5 separate regions of the Homo sapiens genome follow, and all the other regions are linked to region 1. Evidence: chromatin loops called from intact Hi-C (ENCODE). Cell type or tissue: endothelial cell of umbilical vein. All regions are shown on one strand.

What was found. Hi-C counts contacts between places; a loop is a spot of excess contacts. Peaks named below come from ENCODE experiments on the same cell type or tissue, not always from the same donor. Only the 100,000 strongest peaks of a DNase experiment are listed, where the experiment ranks them.
Region 2: it touches region 1 in a loop (7-fold over the local background); 10 of 110 quality-filtered maps call a loop at or near these places.
Region 3: it touches region 1 in a loop (10-fold over the local background); 41 of 110 quality-filtered maps call a loop at or near these places.
Region 4: a loop joins it to region 1, with 3 times the contacts of the local background. A loop is called at or near these places in 4 of 110 quality-filtered maps.
Region 5: it touches region 1 in a loop (15-fold over the local background); 16 of 110 quality-filtered maps call a loop at or near these places.

The regions. Positions count from the first base shown.
Region 1 is chr5:169,699,229-169,704,228 of GRCh38, forward strand. DOCK2 (dedicator of cytokinesis 2) reads left to right here. Exons shown (of 52, transcript NM_004946.3): 12 at 154-230; 13 at 786-911; 14 at 3,075-3,199. Among named protein-coding and RNA genes, the nearest start is that of DOCK2, 64 kb to the left of the region's middle. RefSeq lists enhancers at 3,685-3,734, 3,795-4,204. In endothelial cell of umbilical vein, a CTCF peak has its summit at 2,775 (motif pointing right); a DNase peak (open chromatin) is centred at 2,813; H3K27ac peaks cover 527 bases.
Region 2 is chr5:170,213,421-170,218,420 of GRCh38, forward strand. No RefSeq gene overlaps it. Among named protein-coding and RNA genes, the nearest start is that of LINC01187, 17 kb to the left of the region's middle. RefSeq lists a silencer at 2,825-3,119. In endothelial cell of umbilical vein, a CTCF peak has its summit at 3,040; a DNase peak (open chromatin) is centred at 3,021.
Region 3 is chr5:170,068,297-170,073,296 of GRCh38, forward strand. It overlaps DOCK2 (dedicator of cytokinesis 2), which reads left to right. Exons shown (of 52, transcript NM_004946.3): 46 at 841-924. Among named protein-coding and RNA genes, the nearest start is that of FOXI1, 35 kb to the right of the region's middle. In endothelial cell of umbilical vein, CTCF peaks have their summits at 2,693 (motif pointing left) and 2,896; a DNase peak (open chromatin) is centred at 2,685.
Region 4 is chr5:170,418,836-170,423,835 of GRCh38, forward strand. It overlaps KCNIP1-OT1 (KCNIP1 overlapping transcript 1), which reads left to right. Exons shown (of 3, transcript NR_109899.1): 2 at 1,551-1,780; 3 at 3,136-4,009. It also overlaps a transcript of KCNIP1 not described here. Among named protein-coding and RNA genes, the nearest start is that of KCNIP1-OT1, 32 kb to the left of the region's middle. In endothelial cell of umbilical vein, a CTCF peak has its summit at 2,172 (motif pointing left); a DNase peak (open chromatin) is centred at 2,166.
Region 5 is chr5:170,181,741-170,186,740 of GRCh38, forward strand. No RefSeq gene overlaps it. Among named protein-coding and RNA genes, the nearest start is that of LINC01187, 15 kb to the right of the region's middle. In endothelial cell of umbilical vein, a CTCF peak has its summit at 2,521 (motif pointing left); a DNase peak (open chromatin) is centred at 2,511.

The sequences.
Region 1 (5,000 bases):
GGTACCTCTTGATGGCATGTATATACCCTGGGCTGACATATGCAAACTCACTTTTCACCTGAGGCGTGTGGAGGGGCTGGGGAGATTCATGGGACCCCTTGAAACGCAAGGAGGACACGATGTGGACATTTCATGCTCTCTTTTCCTTTCCAGGGTTACAGCTGAGAATGACTTCCTACACAGCCTGCTGGGCAAAGTCATAGCCTCCAAGGGGGACAGTGGAGGGCAAGGTAAAGTGCCAATATGCCAGTGGGCTGAGCCTGCTCCAGCTTGGGAGCCCCTAACTCTTCAGCAAATGAATCAAAATCCTGAACCCTGGGATACTTAGCTTTCCTTCCAGACAGACCACTGGGAAGAATGGGAACATATGATCTACAGGGATAAGTCACATTTTCTGAAGAAAATTGGAGGCATGTCCTGGTGCCCAAAAGCAGAGAGGAATTGATACATCCTGAATATCTCCGGTGTTCCGGGGGCACTTTAATAAGTTACCTTGTTTGATTTCTTTCTTAATCCAGGCCTGAGAGATAGGTGTTGTCATCCTCACTTTGGGCTTAGAGAAGTGGGATAATTTGCCAGAGGCTGACACCGCTAGAAATCATTAGCGGGATTCAGACCCAGAGATCGCCTGTTCCAGAGGCCCTGTGGGCTGGGTGGCTGCATCTGTGGCTGTATGACTCTGTTCCCAGTGATCTCCAGAAAGACAGAGGGGAGAGGTGGCGGGAGGGCCGACTGAGGGGTCACTTGCAAAAGTGGGCTCTTCACGGTGAGCTGTTCCTTTGCAGGCCTCTGGGTGACCATGAAGATGCTGGTGGGTGACATCATTCAGATTCGCAAGGACTATCCACACCTGGTGGACAGGACCACCGTGGTGGCCAGGAAGCTGGGATTCCCAGAGATCATCATGCCAGGTGAGACACAGCTGCTCTGACCTTCCCCTGGGGACATAGGGGCCAATTCAGCTTGTCTAATTCATTTTCCTTCTAAAGAGTCAACTCCTTCCTTTTTTACTGCCTCTCTCCATTTCTGTCCCTGAAGGTAACAACTAAAAATGATGTCTGTATATCCAAAAACTTCTATGCATTAACAAAATAGACACAAGCATGTAAATATAAACACATACCCCTTCTCCCCACAAATGGGGTCATATTTTATATTCCTTTACTTAATATACTTTATATAGTATTCTACAACTTGTTTTTATCACTTAATAATTTATTGTGGCCATCATTTATATTTTATACATGCAGAACAGTTGCACTCTTTCTGGGAGAATATTGTCATTCTCTTATATTTTTAAGCTTTTTTTTTTTATATTACCAAAGGAATTTGTGTTCATTGTAAAATATTCAAATGGCCTGAAAAGGTATAAAGTGAAATGTTAAAAGTTCCTTTATATCTTTGTCTCCAGAAGTAGCCACTACATTTCCAAATGTGTGTATAATTTTAAAAAATGAGTTTATATAATATTAAACAAAAATTATAGGAGGGCATTGTTTTGGACTAAGTTCCTGCACCAGCCCCCAACAAACCAGACTGAAAATCAAAATGGAGTCAGCTATGCTAAAGGGTCATGTCATCAAACCTAAACTAAACTGTTATCTGATCTTGCAAGAAATTCGGAGAGGGGAGAGAGGGCGGCGGGCGGGGGCAGGGAGAGAGAGAGAGAGAGAAAGAAAGGAAGGAACGAAAGAAAAGACAAGAAAAAGAAGGAGAGAAAGAAAGAAAGAAAGAAAGAGAAACAGCCTATTTTCCAGACAGGCCATTTTCAATTTTCAATGGGCATGATAATGAAGTTCCTGAAGTAACCTGATGTTAACAATCAGTCACTTTTCTATTTTTCTGTTTCCCTGTTTCAGCCTTATGAGGGCTATAACTTTGAAATAACCAATTCACTCTGTCTTGCTTCTACTTCCTTCAGGCCTTCTCTGTCTATAAAGCCAACCTCTTCTGCTCAGCTCTTTGGAATACTGATTCTATTTTATGGAATGAAGCATTGCCCGATTCTAGAATTGCAATAGAGCCAAGTGAGGTCTTCAAACTAAATTTGTTGTAATTTTGTCTTTTGACAATGGTAATACTCTTTTGAAACTTCTCTTTGTGTCTTAAACCTGTGTCTTGGACTTCCGTTCACGATGGCTCTCACTGACTGGCTGTTTCTTTCCACATTTGTCTGGCGGTTGTCTCCTAGGGCCTGTGCTGTCATTTATTTGTCCATGCTTTACCTGAGACTTCAGTTACTTGTGTAACCCCTTGTAGGATTTTCTATTCCTTTTTTTTTTTCTTTTTGTTTTTTTGAGATGGGGTTTAGCTCTGTTACTTAGGCTGGAGTGCAGAGTACAGTGGTTTGACCTCAGCTCACTGCAGCCTCTGCCTCCCAGGCTCAAGCAATCCTCCTACCTCAGCCTCCTGAGCAGTTGGGACCACAGGCATGTGCCACCACACTCGGCTAATTTTTTTGTATTTTTTGATACAGACAGGGTTTTGCCATGTTTCCCAGGCTGGTTTTGAACTCCTGAGCTCAGGCGATCTGCCCGCTTTGGCCTCCCAAAGTGCTGGGATTACAGGCATGAGCTACCTGTGTCTGGCAGATTTTCTATTTTTCTTACCTCCCTTCCTGAAGATCCTCTGCAGCTCCCTCCTAACCCTGTGTCCCTAGGACACATGGAAAGTTGCTCTATTCTGCTCCTACACAGTGAAATATCGGCAGATGTATATGTTTGGTTGTTTTCATGGGACAGGATCAATTCAATTGGAGCTTTCCTTTGCCTTCCCAGAAGGTGTCACTAGAGGATGAAAATTAAATGACTTTTAATGTCGAGAAAAACATGGCCAATTTTGAGTGTCCCTACTTCCCTTTTTGCAACTGATTTCCTAGCATCCCTTCATCCCCGTGTTACCTACTTCTCCAGCCTCCCTGATGAGGGAAAAATGCTTTCTCTAAGCAATTCTGATTTTAATTAATACCAATCCAGGTGGGAGAGCTTCTTCTCACCCTCCATCCCCTCTAGTTAGTCAGCGTCTCTCCTGCTGTAATCCACACTAACTCTTGTCTCTCTCTCCCTCTGCCTCAGGGGATGTCAGGAACGACATCTACATTACTCTCTTACAAGGTGACTTTGACAAGTACAACAAGACCACACAGAGGAATGTGGAAGTCATCATGTGTGTGTGCGCGGAGGATGGCAAAACGCTGCCTGTAAGGGACTCACTGCTGCTCTGGGTGACAGGGTCCGCCTTGGGGGCCTCTGCTTGTAAAGACGTACTTTTCCTCTCCCTGATTCTGTTGTCTAAATGCCAGGTGCCTTTGGGATGGTGTTGAATAATGTGTTCAACACCTTTTGAGCTTGGTTAGTGCAGTGTTCCATAATAAGACCTTGTGATATTTCCTTACACCAAAGCAGTTTTTCAATGTCTGTTCCTTTCCTTTCACAACTTCTTCTTGTATGTATGTATGTATGTATGTATGTATTTATTTATTTATTTACTTTTGCTTGGTCTCAGCTTATAGGTTAGCTTTCTGCAGTTAAAATGTTCTCACTGAAACCTGAGCTGGTTTATTCAGGCAAAGTCCATGGTAAGAAAGAGGATCAATACAGTGCCTTGGGCTGGTGTGGAGGCTCAGGATGTGCTTAAAGCAGGCATTCTCAACACTTAATCTAACTCCCCAGCGCTCAGCCAGAAATGCTGGTGGAAAGCCTTATTCGTAAATTGGTCTCCAGAGAGCTAGCAGGGTGTATTCAGGAATGCAAAGCGCATTGCTATATTTATACAGCATATGTCCTGTCCAATATTTGTCATGTGTGTTTATATTTATTTGCTTGTATTTTCTTTAAGGTTGTCAGTGCTGTGTCCAGTGTGTAGGAGGGTTTTGTTTCTCAGTTCCTCCTGACAGAGTAGTTAGCTGAAAAGAAAATCAGCTCTCAGGAGAAATTTTAGCATGGGCGAATATTCCTCTTAGGCCACTGTGAGTGATCAAATAGCCAAGCAGGGCGGGTGTGTTCATCAGAGAGGGGATGTGAAGATGGAAGAGGCATCATTTTTGTCCTTGGGGCCTGGAGATCAGACTGATACTTTGTACCCAAGAATAACTAACATTCACAGGGGAATTACCATGTGTCAGGCTGTGTGATAGTATGACACATTTCCTTTATTATGCCCCATTTTACAGATAGGGAAACAAAACCCGTGTCACTTACAGTAACTCGCCCAAAGCCATAATGTTAGCATATGTCAGAGATGGGGTTTGACTGGTTCCAGGCCCTCTGAGACACTTCACTACAATGCCCGTACATGTAGCAAAATTCTCCAATTTATTTCTCATTTTAAAAAATGAGGCTAATAACCACTGCTGGCAAATTTGGGAAGATTCATAATCGTTTTTTAAATGTAAAGAAATCCTCACAATTGCCTTTTTGTTCATAAAGACTGGTCATGTTAATTAGTATCTATTTGAACAAAATCTAAGCATTGAACGCATCCTCCTTTTGTTGCAGTCTGAAACTTTTTCCAAAAAATAAAATAAGTGAGAAATACTTGACTCAAAGGAACATAAAGGAGCGGAGGGTTTTTATCTGAAAGGGAAATTGCAATTCCCAAATGTAGAGACCATTGCTTTGAAGTTACTTTTATCCAACTTCCCTGGTAGAGAACTTTTTAACCTCAGCTTCATTTTTGAAACATTGATACGCTTACCTTCCATGTTGCCAAAGGACAAATTAAAAGACACAGTTAACAGGCAAGCAGCCATCTTATCTCCTGTCTGAGCCACTCTTTCTTCCACTTTTGTCACCCTTTCAAGTCACTACCGAGCAGGCTGAGCAGATGCACTTATCCAAGATGAGTAGGTAAGCAGGTATTCTGGGGGCTGACATGGAAAGGGAACTGTGGGGCATGGTGATGATTTGTGGTTTCCTCTATTAGGGAAATTCTGGGGGAGTTCAGTTGACTGACTATTGAAAATTGCTTAGGAAGCCTGTGGGAGGCTTTTCTTTCTCTAT
Region 2 (5,000 bases), 510 kb after region 1:
TCTTTGTGAATTTTTTTTTCATTTTTCTTCATTTATTTAGTTGAGCCATTCAATTCATACAGATTGGAAAACAATTTCCACAGGAAGATCAACTGCTATTTTTTTTATTATACTTTAAGTTTTAGGGTATATGTGCACCATGTGCAGGTAAGTTACATGTGTATACATGTGCCATGCTGGTGTGCTGCACCCATTAACTCATCATTTAGCATTAGGTATATCTCCTAATGCTATCCCTCCCCCCTCCCCCCACCCCACAACAGTCCCCAGAGTGTGATGTTCCCCTTCCTGTGTCCATGCGTTCTCATTGTTCAATTCCCACCTATGAGTGAGAACATGCGGTGTTTGGTTTTTTGTCCTTGCGATAGTTTACTGAGAATGATGATTTCCAATTTCATCCATGTCCCTACAAAGGACATGAACTCATCATATTTTATGGCTGCATAGTATTCCATGGTGTATATGTGCCACATTTTTTTAATCCAGTCTATCGTTGTTGGACATTTGGATTGGTTCCAAGTCTTTGCTATTGTGAACAGTGCCGCAACAAACATACATGTGCATGTGTCTTTATAGCAGCATGATTTATAGTCCTTTGGGTATGTGTCCAGTAATGGGATGGCTGTGTCAAATGGTATTTCTAGTTCTAGATCTCTGAGGAATCGCCACACTGACTTCCACAATGGTTGAACTAGTTTACAGTCCCGCCAACAGTGTAAAAGTATTCCTATTTCTCCATATCCTCTCCAGCACCTGTTGTTTCCTGACTTTTTAAGGATTGCCATTCTAACTGCTATGAGATGGTATGTCATTGTGGTTTTGATTTGCATTTCTCTGATGGCCAGTGATGGTGAGCATTTTTTCATGTGTTTTTTGGCTGCATAAATGTCTTCTTTTGAGAAGTGTCTGTTCATATCCTTTGCCCACTTTTGGATGGGGTTGTTTTTTTCTTGTAAATTTGTTTGAGTTCATTGTAGATTCTGGATATTAGCCCTTTGTCAGATGAGTAGGTTGTGAAAATGTTCTCCCATTTTGTAGGTTGCCTGTTCACTCTGATGGTAGTGTCTTTTGCTGTGCAGAAGCTCTTTAGTTTAATTAGATCCCATTTGTCAATTCTGACTTTTGTTGCCATTGCTTTTGGTGTTTTAGACATGAAGTCCTTGCTCATGCCTGTGTCCTGAATGGTGATGCCTAGGTTTTCTTCTAGGGTTTTTATGGTTTTAGGTCTAACATTTAAGTCTTTAATCCATCTTGAATTAATTTTTGTTTAAGGTGTAAGGAAGGTATCCAGTTTCAGCTTTCTACATATGGCTAGCCAGTTTTCCCAGCACCATTTATTAAATAGGGAATCCTTTCCCCATTGCTTGTTTTTCTCAGGTTTGTCAAAGATCAGATAGTTGTAGATATGCGGCGTTATTTCTGAGGGCTCTGTTCTGTTCCATTGATCTATATCTCTGTTTTGGTACCAGTACCATGCTGTTTTGGTTACTGTAGCCTTATAGTATAGTTTGAAGTCAGGTAGCGTGATGCCTCCAGCTTTGTTCTTTTGGCTTAGGATTGACTTGGTGATGTGGGCTCTTTTTTGGTTCCATATGAACTTTAAAGTAGTTTTTTCCAATTCTGTGAAGAAAGTCATTGGTAGCTTGATGGGGATGGCATTGAATCTATAAATTACCTTGGGCAGTATGGCCATTTTCACGATATTGATTCTTCCTACCCATGAGCATGGAATGTTCTTCCATTTCTTTGTATCCTCTTTTATTTCATTGAGCAGTGGTTTGCAGTTCTCCTTGAAGAGGTCCTTCACATCCCTTGTAAGTTGGATTCCTAGGTATTTTATTCTCTTTGAAGCAATTGTGAATGGGAGTTCACTCATGATTTGGCTCTCTGTTTGTCTGTTATTGGTGTATAAGAATGCTTGTGATTTTTGTACATTGATTTTGTATCCTGAGACTTTGCTGAAGTTGCTTATCAGCTTAAGGAGATTTTGGGCTGAGACAATGGGGCTTTCTAGATATACAATCATGTCGTCTGCAAACAGGGACAATTTGACTTCCTCTTTCCCTAATTGAATACCCTTTATTTCCTTCTCCTGCCTAATTGCCCTGGCCAGAACTTCCAACACTATGTTGAATAGGAGTGGTGAGAGAGGGCATCCCTGTCTTGTGCCAGTTTTCAAAGGGAATGCTTCCAGTTTTTGCCCATTCACACAATAATAATGGGAGACTTTAACACCCCGCTGTCAACATTAGACAGATCAACGAGACAGAAAGTTAACAAGGATACCCAGGAATTGAACTCAGCTCTGCACCAAGCGGACCTAATAGACATCTACAGAACTCTCCACCCCAAATCCACAGAATATACATTTTTTTCAGTACCACACCACACCTATTCCAAAATTGACCACATAGTTGGAAGTAAAGCTCTCCTCAGCAAATGTAAAAGAACAGAAATTATAACAAACTGTCTCTCAGACCACAGTGCAATCAAACTAGAACTCAGGATTAAGAAACTCACTCAAAACCGCTCAACTACATGGAAACTGAACAACCTGCTCCTGAATGACTACTGTGCATTTTTTAATGCACCTGTGGGCAGAGGAATTAGAAAAAGACAGCCCGAAGCAGCCTCAGCACTCCTCCTCCTCTCCTTCCTCCCTCCCCCTCAGTACAGCTTGGTGAGAGAAGCCGAATTCAAATGCAGTCAAAGGGTCCCTTGAGATATTAGGGTTCTATTTCTTTGCTTCTCTCCTTTCATCCATAAATATGGACGACTTCCCTTTATGCTGGTAATGCAAGAGAGCGCAAGTGACTAGCCCACAGTCCAAAAACCAGCCAAAGACAAAAAGAATATTCAGGGTTCCAAACTGTGGAGTGTCAGTCAATAGATTTCTGTTCAGTACTTACACAGTTCCTGCCACAAGAAACTTATTGCCCTTTTAGCTTCCAAGTGAACTGAGCTCTCAAATGCTGCATCAGAGCTGCTGGGAGCTGCTGCAAGTTGGCTGCCTCTTTATTAAGGAAACAGCATCCCCTGCTGTCACTCCTGACTACATACAGATTTGCTTTATATATTATCTGAGCTGTGTCAAGATTGGATTGACACCCCTTCACTATACCTCTGGAAAGAAGTCCACCCTGGCCACTGTTCATTGTTTTGTTTGTTCAATTTATTTGAAATGAAATTGGTGTTTAGAATTTGGGGATACCATCTGATACATTATCATTATTACTGATAATAACAATTAGCAATTAGCAAACCAGGTATTGTGCCAAGCACTTATATGCATTATTTTATTCAAATCTCTCAACAATAAAAATTATCATATCCATTTTATGGATTAAGAAACTGGAAACATTGATCCCTTGGCACAATTACTTTTATTGAATAAGGTAATATTTACTCACACAACACACTTGTACTGAGCACCTGCTGCATATCAGGCTCTAGAGGCACAAGGATGAATGAGGCATTGCCTTTGTCTTTGTAAAGTCATAACAGAGAAAGGAGGGAGAACAAGAGGAGAAAAAAACTAATGTTGATTAGACATCTAGTCTGTGGCACTATGCCTGGTGTTTATAATTGGGCAATTTCATCTCATTCTCCAACAATCCTGGGAGGTACGTTTTTATATATCCATCTTACAGGTGAGAAAAACTAAGGCTCAGAGGGTTCAAATGACTTGCCTAAGGTGACACAGCTGGTTGGTAGAGCAACTGGAATTTAAACTCAGCTCTCCTTGATAGCAAAGCCACACTTTTTGAGAAGATATATTGGAAGAAATTATTGAAAAAAAAAGGTTTATTGAGGCCCCAGAGGGGTCAAGAAGATGAAATAAGCAACTCGATATAGAGGCAGTCAGGTAATTCACTAAAACAGTTGCTGATTTTGGGTTTTGTCATTTATTCATTTCCTCAGTCATCAAAGGAGCCTAAAACATGTTTGTTGAGCATGTACTATGAGTTAGATATGGAAACCAGGGAGATGGTAATGCCCAAGATAGTATAATGACACCTGTCTTCATGAAGCCTATAATCAGGAGGATAAGGGGGTCCAGCATTCGACAGTGGGACTCCCAGCAACCTCTCAGATTGGGCCCAAGTGCTGAGAACAAAGGTATAGCAGGGTGCTACAGGAGTGCAAGCAGTGCCTTAAGTCAGATGAGGGTGTGTTTGGAGGACCTGGCCGAGCAAGTTGCATTTGAGCTGCCCTAGAAGGCTGGGGAGCACCAAGGAGCACTTTCTCTCTAAACAGAGAAAGGATGGAAGAGCTGCCCAGTAGAAGAGGTAGCAGGCATGAATGTTCAAGTCAGGGAGCCGTTGGGAGCGGGGACGTTGTGCAAAGGAGACATGGGGAGGAAAGTGAAGCTGGGCAGTAGTTGGGGGCAATCAAGCAAAGCTAAGAATATGGAACTTTAACCTTGGAGCAGCATTTCATAAACGAGCTGTGGGGAGCACAAACTCTGCTTTTCAAAAATGGATGCATAATATTTGTACATATTGACATGGGATATGTGATATTTTGTTACATGCATAGAATGTGCAGTGATCAAACCAGAGTGTCTAGGATATCTGTCACCACAAGCATTTATCATTTCTATGTGTTGGGAACAATCCAAGTCCTCTCTTCCAGCTACTTTCAAGCGTGCAATACATTGCTGTTAACTATAGTCACCCTACTCTACTGTCAAATGTTATAGCTTATTCCTTCTATCTAACTGTATGTTTCTACCCAGTAACCAACCCCCGACTTACACCCAAATCCTTCCCGGGATAGTTCTCTGATAACCGTTTTTCTATTCTGTACCGCCCTGAGATCAGCTTTTTAAGCTCTTACATATGAGTGAGAACATGCGATATTTGTCTTTTTGTGCCTGGCTTATTTCACTTAACGTAATAACCTCCACTTCCATCCATTTTGTTGCAATGATTTCATTCTTTTTTATGGCAAAATAGTATTCCATTGGAAAAATATACTATATTTTCTGTATCCAATTG
Region 3 (5,000 bases), 370 kb after region 1:
CATTTCTCAGTAAGGATACGTAGCTGTTCTTGGCATTGAAATAGAGTAGAAAGTTCTTACTTGGTTTTCACCTAGCAGACACTGAAGGAAAAATGAACTCCTCATTCTAACAAATCTTTTGATGAATTCCCTATTATCTTTCCTATGTTATCCATTGATGTAAAACTAAGAATACCACACAGTAGTATAATTTGGGGACAATAATTCCAGTCACCTAATCAATCCTTCCAACTACCCTCAGATACCCATGCAGTCATCATTGGTAACCCTTTGCTCAGCCTTGAGCAGTGATGGGATATGTCTGTTTATACATGAGCACACACTAAGGACATGAGCCCCAGAAAGGGGCTGCCAGGGTCACTTGCAATGAGGGAGGCCATGAGGTGAGCTGGAACACCCACCAGTGAGATTCCTTACTGAATTATTTTCCACAGAGCAATGTTCTCAAACTTGAAAGGAGCATCAGAATCCCCTACAGTGCTTCCTGACACACGGGTCCTCACCCCACCCCCAGAGTTTCTGATTCAGGCTGTCTGGGCTGGGGCTAGAGACTTTGCATCTCTAACAAGTTCCAAAGTACTGTTGCTGCTACTGGCTCAGGAACCTGACTTTGAGAACAGCTTCCCCAGAGTTTGCAGCCCATTCCCACTGGGTGCTGATCTGAGCCTCAAAGCAGATAAAACAATGTCAGTCTCTCCAGACCTGTTACTCTTGTTCCATCCACATGCCTGTGACCTCATCCTTGCCCCTTTCAAATTGAATCTTCTCCCAGTGCCAAAGAGATTGGCTGTGAAATGCCACATGAACAGGAAACCCTGACCTCCTATCTGTCCTCCCCAGGCCTTCTTCACTGAAGAGTATGTCAGGGACCACCCTGAGGACCAGGACAAGCTGACCCACCTCAAGGACCTGATTGCATGGCAGGTGAGGCAGCGCTGGCCAGGGGAGCATGCTGCTCTCCTTCCTCTCCCCCCACCGTGGTTCACTTGCCCCACGCTAGGCTCTAGCTGAGGCAGCCTGAATTCACATGCCCTCCTGTCCCTTGCTTTTCAGCCCCTCTTCCAACTCTGTATCACACCTGAGCAGGTTCATCCTGGAACAGAGATTTGGGGCATCGCACTCTTGGGTGTTGCATGGTGCCAGGCAGCAATGCTATGCTGGATGGTGCCAAGATTATCTTATTTGATGTTGAATTCAGGGGATGGCTTTTCACAGCGGGATGCAAATAAACACCAGGCCCCCACACTCCAAACCAGCACCTTCCCCCGACACCCAGCACAGGCCAATCTGATAATAGAAGACTTGAGCCCCTACTCCCACTTCTCCTCCTTTTAGAGCTGACCCACTTTGTTGCAATAATGCTCAGATGGATATCAGGTTTTGAAAATAATTGAGGCCTTTGTGTGGGTGGTTGTGAGTCAAAGGGTCTACATCCCACACAAGCCGCTGCTCAGCCCACGGGCTTAGAAGTTACCACCCTGCTGTTTCGGGCTGGCCACTTACCTGCCTCTCCTTCCATTCTCTCTTTGCATCCCTCTTCTTCCTGTGGACTCTGTCTTTCCTCCTTTCTCTCTTTCTCTCTGTGCATCTGTCTGTCTTTCCCTCTCTCTCTTAGAAGCCTGCACTTCTATTCCTTGCCTCTCTGTCTTTTGCCCCCCACCCCCACACATCTTACTCCTCTCTTGGCTTCTCTTCCTCTTCTGTCTCATTCTCCATCTCCCTGCAGAAGCAACAGTCGGCTAGATCCCTCTCATAGAGGCTTACACAGGGCTAGGCTTCCCTCCAGGCCCAGAGCAGCCCCCTCCTCAGACATTCGCCCACTCTGGGCTCTCAGCAAACCACCCATCAGAACACAGGGGTGGGCTCCGGAGGGCAGGAGCTGGCGGGAGGTGAGCAGTGGATGCAGGGGCAGGTGGTAGCAGCTTGCAGCTGCCTGCCCTCCCTCGCTTTCTTCTTGCCAGTCACTGTGCAAAGAAAAGCAAGCTTTTGTGGTTGGGAGTTTTTGTTACTCTAGGGAAATCAGGGAATGAGAAGCATTGGGTGCAGCCTCTTTTCTTAAAATAAGAATTCCTAATTCAGGTCCTTCTCTGCCTCTGCCAATTTATGCAAAGTGGGGCTTTAAAAATGAAACACCAAGCACTGCACAGACGCGCTTTTCCCGAATGCATGTTGTGTGTCTGTCTGGAATTTTCTCTTTCTTTTTACCTTGTGCCACCTGTGAAGCCCAAATATCCCCCAGGTCCCCAGCCTTCTGGGGTCGTCATGCCCTTTATTATTCAAATAATGATGTTCTCCCTTAGCATCCCCAGTTTGGGAAGCAGGAAGGCCAGGCTTTGACTCGTTCCCATCCTCAGATATTGCTGGGAGGCCTCAGGGAAGGCTAACATGTCATACAGATTTGCTTAGTTGTTGGATGTCACTCTGAATCTATACAATTGCCCTGGTCCTCTCCACTGGGGACCTCTTCTCCTCTGGAAACAGCTTCTCCATGCTGTGTTTACTGTACCCAAAGAATGAACTGCAGCTTCACAGCACAGCGAATACCAAGCTGTACCTTCCAAGAAAATTCTACTACTGTCTTGGAGCTTACTAGAGGGACATTACCAACAAAGCCGGAAGGCTTTGAAAGCATGTACTCTATTAGATGTGGCGGCTTCTGAGAACCGTTAGCTAGGCGCCTTCAGACACCGCCCCCTAGTGGCCGCCTTCTCCTTAGCACCACCCGCTGCTCCTGAGACCACCTATACAGAGGCCCACCTAACCCCCAAACGAGGTTGACCTCAGCCATATCCCTCCCACCCAGCGCCCAGGCACCCTAACTATGGGCACCCGCATGCAAAAGATGCAGTCCTGCTCATAGTGAAGGCAGCCTTTTAACATTATCACATGCAGCAGATTAGCTCTTCCCTACCTGTTTCATTCCGTTTGTTCTTGCAACTTATATTTATTGAGCCTCTGTTGTGTCCTAGGCAACAGTAATAGTGATGGACAAAATTGGGCCTGCTCCCTGCTCACTTGGAGCTTAATTCTATGTTGGATTTTGGTTTTGCAAAGCCAAATACACTTTGAATTTACTTAAAACACGAGAAGGTTAGATTTCAAGGGGAGTGAATGTATTTGTACCTCTAGCAACCGAACAAATGCTGAAGCCTTCAAAGTACATTTGGTGTTCAACGTTTTTGCAGATTTCAAGATCGATAGCTTGTTAATTTATTTTCTTTCTGAAGACTTTCTATTTTTTGGCATAAAAAGATGTCTATAGTATGCTCTTCTTTTAAAGCTTTTGTTGTGAAATATTATGTACAGAAAAGTACACATAAAAATATATAACCCACTGATTTATCAAAAACATACATCCGTTTGACCACCACCCAGATGAAATAGAATTCTGCTAGCTCCCCTAATCCTATCTTAGGCCTCCTTCCCTAAGAGTGAGCACTGTTCTGTTTTTATAGTAATCATTTCCTTGCTTTAAAAAAAATACTTTACCACCCAAACACTCATTCTTAAACACTATAGTTTAGATTTGCTTAATTTTGACCTACATATAAACAGAATCACATAATATACAGTCTTTCGTATCTAACTTATTTTGCCCAATGTTATGTTTGTGAAAGTCATTCATTTTGTTTATGAGTCATAACTATGATTCACATTCATTTTCATTGCTATATAGTAGTCCGTACAGCTGGCTTATGTAACTATACCAAAATGCATTTATTTATTTTTATACTAATAGAGAATTGGGTTTATTTCAGCTTGGGGCTATTATAAGTAATGCTATTCTGAACTTCCTTGTGTGTTTTTTTGGTACACATATGCAAAATTTTTGTTGGGTATATACCTATGCATTGATTTGCTTGGTCATAGCATGTGAGGATATTCAGCTTTCATAGGTACTGCCAATCTTCTATCACCATAGGTTAGGTTATTTTGCCTGTTCTTGAACCTCTTATAAATTGTATTATACAGTACAGTATGTACTACTGTATCTGTAGCTTCTTTGGCTCAATATAATGCCTTTGAGATTCCTCTGGGTTGTTACACATACTAGAGGTTTGACTTTTTTGTTGTTTCTAAGTGTCATCTATTGTATGTGTATCTAAATTACCAATAATATATCAATTTATTTATCCGTTCTGTTGGACATTTGGATGTTTTCAGGTGTTGTATATTATGAGTAAAGTTGCTATGAACATTCGTGTTTGTGCCTTTTGGTGGACCTAAGCACCCAGTTCCCTCAGTATACATGCAGTAGTGGAATTGCTGGGCCATGCACATTTAACCTTACTGGACACAAGAAGCAGTTTTTCAAAGTGGCTAAATCAATTTTCACTCCCACACAACTTCTAAGTCAGTTGATCCACATTCTCCCTGACACTTGATACTGGGAGTCTTTTTTAATTCTAGTCCTTCTGGTGGATGTGTAATGATATCTCAGTTTAGTTTTAATTTGCATTTCCTTCATGAGCAATGATGTTCAGCACCTTTTCATATGCTTACTGCTAATTGGATTACCCTTTTGTGAAATACTTTTTCAAATCTTTTACTTATGTTGTTAATTTAGTTGTCTCTTTATTATTGATTTATAGGAGTTTATATATTCTAGATATGCATCTTCTGTCAAATATATGTATTGCAAATATCTTCTCTTAGTCTGGCTTGTCTGTTTGCTTTCTTAATGATGTATTTTGATGAACAGCAGTTGTAATTTTGGTCAGGTTTAATTTATCATATTTTTAAATGATTAGTGCTTTTGTGTCCACTTTAAGAAACCGCAACTACCCCAAGATCATGAAGATATTCTCCTATGTTTTATTCTGAGTTTTTATTGTTTTGTCTTATACATTTAGGTGTATGATCCTTTTTGACTGATGTAAAGTAAGAGGCAGATTATTTTCTTACACAGATTTCCAATTTCTTTAGCACCATGTGTTGAAAAGACTATTTTCCCCCACTTTTGACCCCCCAAATTGACCATATATGTGTTTTTCTATTCT
Region 4 (5,000 bases), 720 kb after region 1:
CATACAAGTTCCTCAACCCTGGCTTTCTTGCCCTCAAGTAACCAGTTCATCCTCCCCAGTCATATAGCCCTCTATTTACATTTCTTTTCTGGAAGCTATCATTTTTCACGTGCCATTTGAGTGAGTGTCCTCGCTAAGACGATATTTTCTTTGAGGGCAGTAACCTTTCTTATATGTCTCTGTATCCCATGAACTTAGCAAAAAACAAGGGACAGAACAGGTGCAAAGTCTACGTGGTTAGTGAATTTAACAGATCTTCCTAACGTGTAAACGTCGTTGTCCAGGTGAATGGAAGAAGTGAGCTGAGATAGAGGGGACAGACAGAGTCAGTGTCCAGTGCTGACCTCTGAAATGGAAAAACATGGCCAGTCCTTAGGAGGCTGCAGAGGCCAAGACCCCAGTGAGGTTTGGGGGTTCCACAGCAGAGGAGGAGCTGTGGACCACAGCAGGACCCCGATGCCATCAGCAGGGGAGGAAGTAATCAGAGAGGTGGAGGAAGGAAGCCAAGGGAAGTCAAGTAAACACCAAATATTCCCTCCCGGTCCAATGCTGTGACCTGCATAAGCCACCACTCCCCCAGTCTAGACTCTACCCATGGAAGAAGGAAGAAGATAGAACTCTGGATTTGAATATAATTCTAAAATAACCAAATTTATCTGAAAATGACTAGGCTGAGTTTTCTGCTTCAACCAGAAATGGAGCTTGGAGTCAGAAATTATGTGAAATTATAGAAGAGAAAGTCACCATCTTCCATCTCTGAGTCGTATGATCATTTTAGACATAAAATTGTGCACTTACGATGTACCAAGTGCTTAATATACGTGATCTCATTTCACCAGGGAAACTGTATAATTCATTGCTTTAACTGACAAAATTCTGCAACTGAAGAAGGTGCTGTTAATAATTGCATTGGGACGCAGGCCTGAGCAGGCCATGATTTGTGGCTGTCCTACATCTGACCCTCACAGTATCCATGGGAGAAGGCAGCATGTTTATGCCCCCTGACAGCTGGGGAAACCAACACTTAAAGTGATTAAGTCACAAGTCCAAAATAAATGACAGAGCTGCAGTTCAAGCCCAGGTGGTCATTTACCAAAGGCCATGCTCTTTTCACTTTGCATGGGACTGTGACCGCTGGCTCTACCCAGCTTCCCAGTGCGACCCTTCCCCGCCCACTGTTTCTCTTCTCTGGCCAACGGAAACACAATGAGACCACATATGTAACATTACATTTTTTCATAGCCACATTGAAAAGAAAAAGGAACCAGGTAAAATCCATTTTAATATGATATTTTATTTAACCCAATACAGTTGAGGCTTGAACAACACAGGTTTGAACTGTGTGGGTCCGCTTACACATGGCTTTTGTTCAGTCTCTGCCACCCCTGAGACAGCAGGGCCAGCCCCTCCTCTTCCGCCTCCTCCTCAGCCCACTCTACATGAAAACAAAGAGGATGATGATCTTTTTGATGATCCACTTTCACTTAATAAATAGCAAATATATGTTCTCTTCTTTATGATTTCTCGTAATAACATTTTCTTTTCTCTAGCCTCATTTACTGTAAGAATACAGCATATTCCCAGCTACTCAGGAAGCTGAGGCAGGAGAATCACTTGAACCTGGGAGGCCGAGTTTGCAGTGAGCCAAAATCGCACCATTGCACTCCAGCCTGGGCAACAAGAGCGAAACTCCAACTCAAAAAAAAAAAAAATAAAAAGAATACAGCGTATAATGCATGTAACATATAAAATATGTGTTAATCAACTGTCTATGTTATGGGTAAGTCTTCCAGTCAACAGCAGGCTATTAGGAGTTAAGTTTCTGGGGAATCAAAGGTTATACACAGGATTTTGACGGCATGGTGGTTGGCACTCCTAACTCCCACATCGTTCAGGGTCAACTGTATATTCAAAATAGTATTCAAAATGTAATCAATAGGAAATAGTCATTCATGAAATACTGCGTCTTCTTCTTCTCCCCCCCAACCCCACTTCTTTGTATTCAGTCTTCGAAGTCAGTGGGTATTTTAACCTTACAGCATATCTCAATTCAGATTACTCACACTCTAAGGACTCAATAGCCACGTATGGCTGGGGTCTGCCAGCCGGACAGCGAGGTCTAGCCCTGATCTGAGCAGGAGCCATTTGATTGGGTTGTTGGTACACTGCCATCTGGTGGACAGATGTTCCTTGCTTGAAAAACCACCTCGAAGGAAAGTATCAGCATCAGGGACAATAGCACAGTGGGCCTCAGGATCAGCTCCCCGGAAAGAGCTTGGGGTTGGAGGGGGTGTTGTTGCTGAGGATGTCCCCAGAGAAGATGTACAGCCATGGAGCAAACTCAAGTCACTTATGATGTCGGCAAACCTTGGCCGTGGTGCACTCTTGTTTCCTGGTTGCAAAAGGATTTAGCAGAAAATGGTAACTCTTTTTCAGAAGGCATATTTAAAGCAGCTCTTTAAAAAGCAGGAGTTTCTTTCACACCCAGTTTCGCCATGTGGTTGTGTGAAGGGCTTCTCCCCAGAAATCATGTGGTCTCTCTTTTAATTCACAGTAAAAACCTTTCTTCTGTCTTGGCCCATTATGGCTGCTATAACAAAATATCATAAGCTGGCCTTATATACCATAGAAATGTATTTCTCACATTTCTGAAGGCTGGGAAATCCATGATTAAGAGTTGGTGTCTGGTGGGAGCCTGCTTTCTGGTTCACTGATGGCGTCTTCTTGCTGTGTCTTCACCGAGGGGTAGGGACAAGGCAGCTCTCTGCAGCCTCTTTTCTAAGGGCACTAGACCTATTTGCCATGGTTCCAGCCTCATGAACTAATCATTTCCCAAAGTCCCCACCTCCCAACACCATCATCTTCATGATTAGATTTCAATATATGAATTTGGGAGAGGATAGAAACATTGAGACCATAGCATCTGCCAAGTTGTGTCTTCCTCACTCAAATTGGGTAGGTGTGGTTATTCCAGAGTTTCAGTGAACCAAGACGTATTTTTCCAATGTGAATAATTAATTAAGAACACTTGATTAGGGTCAATGTTATTCTGGACTTCTGAATCACTCCCACATTTGAAGGGGAGTTTTAAACACAACTTTGTGTGAATAAAATGATGTGTCTGCATCTCTCCAGGAAGCAGTGTTTGGAGCTGAGATGACTTGGCAGGGAGAAGAATCCACTGGGACATTCAATAACTTGGCATTGAGAGTGTTTTCAGCACCATGCTGTCCTCAGAATAGTGTTAGAATTTATATAAACACAGATGTGACTTGTGCCTTGAAGGAGAATACAGTCTTCCCAGGAGAGACATGCAAAACCATCATAGACAAACAGCAAGAAAACAGCATCAAGGATGTACATGCACCGGGCAGAATGTAAACTGGATGTAAAACCAAGCATTTGAGGGCAATGAGAAAGGAACTTGGTTCTGGTCTCAACTCTGCCACCCACAGCTGCGTGACTATGTCTCTGTCACACTGCTTCTCAGGTCTTCAACTTTATCGTCTCATACTGAGCAAGAGACAGTCTGGACAATTTATGCTTCTAGAATGGGGAGACAAGAAGAAAAGAAAGATAGATACCCAAGGACTTCAGTGACTGGCTCAGGAAGAATTACTCAGCAGTGAGGGGGCCAGCATGAGCCCAGGGGCAAGAAGCCGGGACTTGGAACAGGAAGGAAAGGTGCTCAGCTGGCTAACCTAGAGGAAAGTGATTGGCTGGAGTGTCTGGTTTATCTGTTTCAGGGATGGTTAAAGATTGCCCCGTTAATAGGCAAAAATTGTTGCCTTAAAGAACCTAGAATCTAAAGGGGTCTTTGACATAATACAGAATAACAGGTCCCAGAGATTATTTTACAGAATGTTAGTACCTCATGATATTAATAGATATATAACAAAACAGACTTCTTTGCCACAAGACTTCTCAGTACCTTTAACATTTTATGATTTTCCCAAAGGACAAAGAGTATGCAGCATTTCCCAGACTTAAATTTAACTGTGAACACCTGTTATCCTGGGGCAGGCGGATTGCTTGAGTCCAGGACTTAGAGTCTAGCCTGGGCAACATGACGAAACCCTACCTCTACCAAAAATCCAAAACTCAGCTGAGCATGGTGGCATGTGCCTGTAGTCCCAGCTGCTCAGGAGGTTGAGGTGGGAGGACTGCTTGAGCCCAGGAGGTGGAAGCTGCAGTGAGCTATGTTCACACCACTCCACTCCAGCCTGGACGACAGAGCACAACCCTGTCTCAAACAAACGAACTTCAGTGACTGGCTCTTAAAAACAAACAAAAACCTCACAGAACCCTCACTGCTCTAGTCCTGACTTTTTATAGATAGGGAAACTGAAAAGCTAAGAGGCAAGTCCAAATTTCACAAAGATAGTGGCAGAGCCAAGATTGGATTTTTGGTCTTTTGACTCTAATACCCAGTGAATTTCTTTTTCTTTCTTGTTTTTTTTTTTTCAATTCCTATTATACACTATTTAAGACACACAAACAGATAAAAAGACTAATACAAGATATCCATGCACCACCACCTAGTGTAAGAAATAAAACATCACCAACACAATAAAACCCCCTTGTGTACCTCTCTCCATTTGTCTCCCCAAGGGAACCCATATCCTGAATTTGGAGATATAATACATGAAAATTCTGGTGGAATTTCAAATAAGTCATATTGTCTTTAGAGGATCTTCTTAGCATCTCCCATGATGTCTAAGTTGTTTCAAAACAAAACCAAAAACCCCACTTGGCCCAGAAGAGCAAAGATTAAAAGCCAGCCTCGAGGATCCCCAGCTTGGCTACCTGCAGCTCACAGCATATTGGAAAAATTTTATGAATCGGTGAACTTTTTCATTCTCAAATGGGCTCTTCAGATGGTTTATTAATTCTGTTAGATGCGGGGGTGCGTCTGGCTTTATTCTGTGTGGAATTTTTGGATGAATTCACTGCCTCACCCCCTCCCCTCCACAGGCCAGATGGGGAGCCGGGTGCTGTAT
Region 5 (5,000 bases), 480 kb after region 1:
CATTTCAAGTGAAAATGTCAGTACCATTTGTACCCTTATTTGAGGAGTCAGAGACTTGTTGCCTACAATGCAACAACATTCTAGGGAGCCTGGAGGTTTGTCAGGAGGGTGGAGGACCACACATCTACTGAGTGCCAAGCACCCTGCCTCTAAGGATTATCTCTTCAAATCCTCCATTAACCCTGAAATTTAGGGAACAGGGATGGGAAGTGCCCATTGTACAGATACAGTGGAAATATAGGCTCAGAGAGAGGAAAGCGCTTGCCCAAATTGGGGGATTCTGAGAGCTCAGCCTGACTCCATGGAACTGAAAAGCCATCGCCATCTCACAGCTGCTGCTGTGGGTTGAGCCATATGCTGATGATATCTTGTGTGGGAAGACCAGAGCAGTTTTAAAAATGAGAGGTGTCTGGTGTCAGGGCAAGTAGATAGCACTGGAGGGCCACCCCTCCTCAGGAATGGTCAGTGTTATTAATGGTGCTGTCTTTTTTTCTCCCTGTTACTAATCCATCAACATTCTGGCTAAATGGCACCTTTAACCAAAAGAAACAATTTGCTTGTCTGCAACTCTGAGGGAAGCTCATAAGGCTTCTTTCCTTCTCTCCTCTCTCTGCAAGCTGGAGAGCACACTGATGCCTTGTAGACAAGCTGCATGAACCGGCTGAAATCTCAGGTGGTGAAAGCACTGGACAAAAGGCGGTGAGAACTTTGGCTTTTCTCAATCAATAGAGGCCCGAAGGAGGGGCCTCTATTGATTGAAAATTCAACAAGTTCTGGTCCACGGGGCCTGGGAAGAAACTGCTGGCTTCTAGTCATTCAAATCACTAATTTGAATAGTGAAGAAGTGAGACAGATTAGAGAGGTAATAGGATGGGGAGACACAATGGGGTGCGTGGGGGGGAGAGAGAGAGAGAGAGAGCGTGCACAGGGATCATTTAAATAGACTAATTGAGCCTAATTTGACTAGCAGGATCCAGAGACAGTGCAGAGAATTGCCCTGAACTGATCACAATTTCTGAAAGCCAGACGCACTCAGCAGTTGTCCCAAGTAATTACTGATGTTCATACCGCACATTCGGGTTCCCGGAGCTCCTTTCTCCCACATGATTTCACAGAGTCCTTGCAAATTGCAGCCAGAAGCAGGAGACCCATTTTACCAATAAGGAGACTACGGTTGAAAATCCAAGGGCAAAGGGAAGCAGAACTGGAAGGCCCAGCATCTGACAGGCTGAAGGAGTCTGAAACAGAATTACCAGGGATCCTCAAACCCAGCCCTTCTCCTCCCACTCTCAGCCCCTTTCCTGCCAAAATGTTCAAGGTACAAGAGCCATGTGGACTCTGGTCTGAACAGGGGGGCTGAGCCATCTCTGGAAGAGGCCAGGGTGGAGGGGAAAACAGAAGGCTTAGCTCTTCTGTCTAACCAGTTTTTTGTTGTTGTTGTTTGGGGTTTTTTTGTTTTGTTTTGTTTTGTTTTTTTTTTTTTTTTTAAGTTTTACGGGTTTCAGTGTTCAACAAATGCCAGGATGCAAGGGGCAGGGTCTGTGACAGGCACCACTCTTGAAGGCCAGGGGTATCCGAGCTTCTTTCCTAGGCTGTGGGCCAGGTGCCAGCCTTGCTGCCCTCTCCAGCCCCATACCCAGTTACTTGGGAGTGAAAGCTCCCAAGCTTTAGAACCAGATGGCCCTGGGTTCTGATCTGCCTCAGGTCTGGCAGCTGTGTGCCCTTGTACATGTTACTTCACCTCTCTGAGCCAGTGCATTCCATCGTCATAAGGAGCAGGTGAAGGACTGTCAGGAAGGGGAAAATGCAGAGAGCAATATCTGTGGAGCACTTAGCCCAGGGCCTAGCAAGGATTGATCAATACATAGTCCCAATATTCCCTCCTGGCCCTTCTATCAGGTTTTTTTGTCATCAGCACAGTTATTAGATAGGAACCTGTACAGAAATCCTCTGGACTTCTGGTCAAAAAGACAGCAATTCTGACTCAGGGACTTGGGAAGGGCCTAGAAACAGGGCACTCAGTGGGCCCCAAGGTGAGCAGAGGCCAGAGGGGCCCAAGTGCAGGCCTAAGACCTGTCCTGGGCTCTGCGTGGCCCTTAGTGGCTTGGGAAATACTCTTTCAGCCAGATGCCATCTAGCATGACACCCCACCCTGCCACTTCCCAGGCTGCACCAGGCTCCCTCACTCCCTGAAGGTCTGGGAATGCGTCCCACTCAATCCCCCATGTTGCCTGGCCATGTTCAGCCTCTATTCGCCGAACAGAAATAGTGGGGAGAGAGGGTTGCAAGGCAGGGGACCAAGCATCCTAATTCAGTGCCCCTCTGGTTCCTTCTCTTTCAAAGCCCAGCCCTGGCCTCAGCTCCTAGCACAAGCAGCCTGGGACCCAGCCAGCCAGCCCCTACCCAGGCTCCCTGGATCACCTTTTGGATGCACCTGCTTTCCCGCCTGAAGCCGGCTCAGCCCAGTCCCTGCAGCCAGCCTGGAGTTTCCAGAGCTCATGCTGCCCCCTAGAGGTCAGCTCCTGCAGCTTTTCTTCTCAGTGTGGGACAGTCCCAGAGGGAAGGGGATCAAAAGGCTGGGAATGGCTCTGCTCCTGCACATGGCACCTCTGGCCAACAAGCACCCAGAGCCCAGCTAGAACCCACTTGGGTGGCAGCACGTGCAAGCGAAAGGATCTACCTATTCGAGTGGCTCTGCCCCTCCCCTTGGCCTCCCTATCTGTAAAATGGGAAGCATGATGATACCGCCCACACACAGCCTTTGAGAAAACTGACTGATCACTGGACTAGTAGGAGATAATCATCATTGTGATGATCATGGCTGTCATACTGAGCACGTCCTATGAGCCAGGTACTGTGCTTTGCATACATTATCTCATTAAATCTTCCCGAAAAACAAACTTCTGAAGGAGGAACTATTAGTATCCTCATTTTACACATGAGAGCACTGAAACTCAGAGAGAGCTGGTGACTTGTCCAGAGAGACACATTAATGCAGAGGACAGCCAGACTTTCAACCCAGGTCTGTAGGACACCAGACCCCTGTCCCTCACTGACCACAGCGTCCTGCCTCCCGGAGTTCAGATTACTCCCCACATCTCTCTCCCATGCTTCTCTTCCATATTTTCTCTGTTCTCTGTTGCCTTCAGCTGATTTGCTTGTCAGCGTCTCCAGGTCACTGTCCAGCACCACTGTCCTGGACAGCAGAGCCCCAAGTCTTTGCATGAGGAGGCAAGCTACTACCCAGATTGTGAGGTGGGGAACAGTGATGCCCAGAGGGCTGCTCTGGCCCTGGATGCTGGTGCAAGAGATGTCTAAAGTCGCAGCTTAGTCTCAGTGCAGTACAGACTCTGGGTGAGGCAGACATAGAATATTTCAGGTGTGGAGTCAAGGGGGCTCTTGGAGCACCACCTGGAAAGTAGCAAGGATGGCAGCTCTCAATTATTATGCACCTGCTGTCTTCCAAGCATCGGACAGTGTCGGCTGTCATTGAATCCTCTGAAGTAACACTGAGGTAGGTTGTACTGATCCCATTGGACAGGTGAGAAAGCCAAGGCTTGAAGGATGAAAACCCTTGCCCAAGATCACATAGCTCTTCAGTAAAAGAATCTGGGGTTCAGACCAGATGGGTGTCTGCCTGGCATGCAAACCCATCTATCTTGCCTCATGTGTCGTGCAACCCACCCTTCCCACTTGTGGGATGCTTGGGTCCTGGTTTAGTGAGCAGTCACTGTGCACAATGTTATGGGGCCCAGTGGGCCCTGGCCAAGTGCTCCCAGAATGGCTGAGATCCACCTGAATCTTACCTTCATCCTCTACAGCAACTAAGCCCCCTCAGCTTCTCAGAGGAGGCCTACTCTTTCAGGATGCTCAGAGGCAGTCAAGGGCCCTAGGTTCCAAATGTGTCTGCAAGTGCTCTTTTGGCCTCAACAAGTTGCAGAGACTAAGAAAATTGTATAGTATAGCTCAGTGGCTCAGATGCCCCAGCCCTGCAACTTCCTATTGAGATGGCCTTCTCTCAACATTGGTCCCTACATTTGTGGAATGAGGATAATGGTACTAACCTCCAAGGGTTGTTGGGAAGGTCAAATGAGCTAAGTGCAGTCACGTGCTTTCTCAGCAGAACACCTGACAGGTGGTTGGGGCTCAGTCAAGGGCCGCTATCATTAGAACCATCAATTCCCTGACCATCTCACACTGATCCAAAGTTTCTATTTGTCTTTAAGATAAAATGGAGAAAAACAATTTGTGACTGATGAATAAAGACAACTTAATGATTACACTTTCAAAACAAAGGGTGTTTGGGGCAAAATAGTAAATGAAGTCCTTTGTGCCACTGGGAATAAAAATGGGAAAATTCCAAAATGGGAATTTCTGCTCAGAAGTACTTGGGTCTTAATGAGTGAGGATCTCTTAGGGTCTTAATAAGTGAGGGTGTCCAAGGATCGGGAGTAAGGAACCAGAATCTCACTAAATGGCTGTTCTGAAATTTGTCCTTGAGTCTGCAGGAGGTCACAGGAAAAGAACATGGTATTTTGCTATTTTAAAAGTGTGGTTATGAAATGGTCTCCACCGACGGTTTCCTGGAACTCTGTTTTTCTTTACTCTGAACTCTGAATATGGAGGCAGATGACTTGGAATTAGCCTTGTTCCTACTTCTCCATTTCCTTGTTCTGGCAACAGTCCCCCAGTCTCTGTCCCTGGAGTTAGGCACTGCAGCAGTGAAAAGCTCTAACCTGGAAGTCAGGAGCCCTGGGTAACAGCTCTGGCTTTGTGGCCAGCCACCTGTCACCTGGGCAGGTCAGATCACCTCTCTAGACCTCCATCTGCCCTTCAGTAAAATGAGGGAGTTAAATTAGATGGTTAAGTTATGGATGTCCTGACATTCTTGGATTTCTCTTTAGTAAATATTAAACTATTGTCTTTTCTTCTTGGCCACAAAGAACTCAAGTGTCTCTGAATTATTTTTACAGCCTCTGTGTCCAGTCCAGGGCCTATTA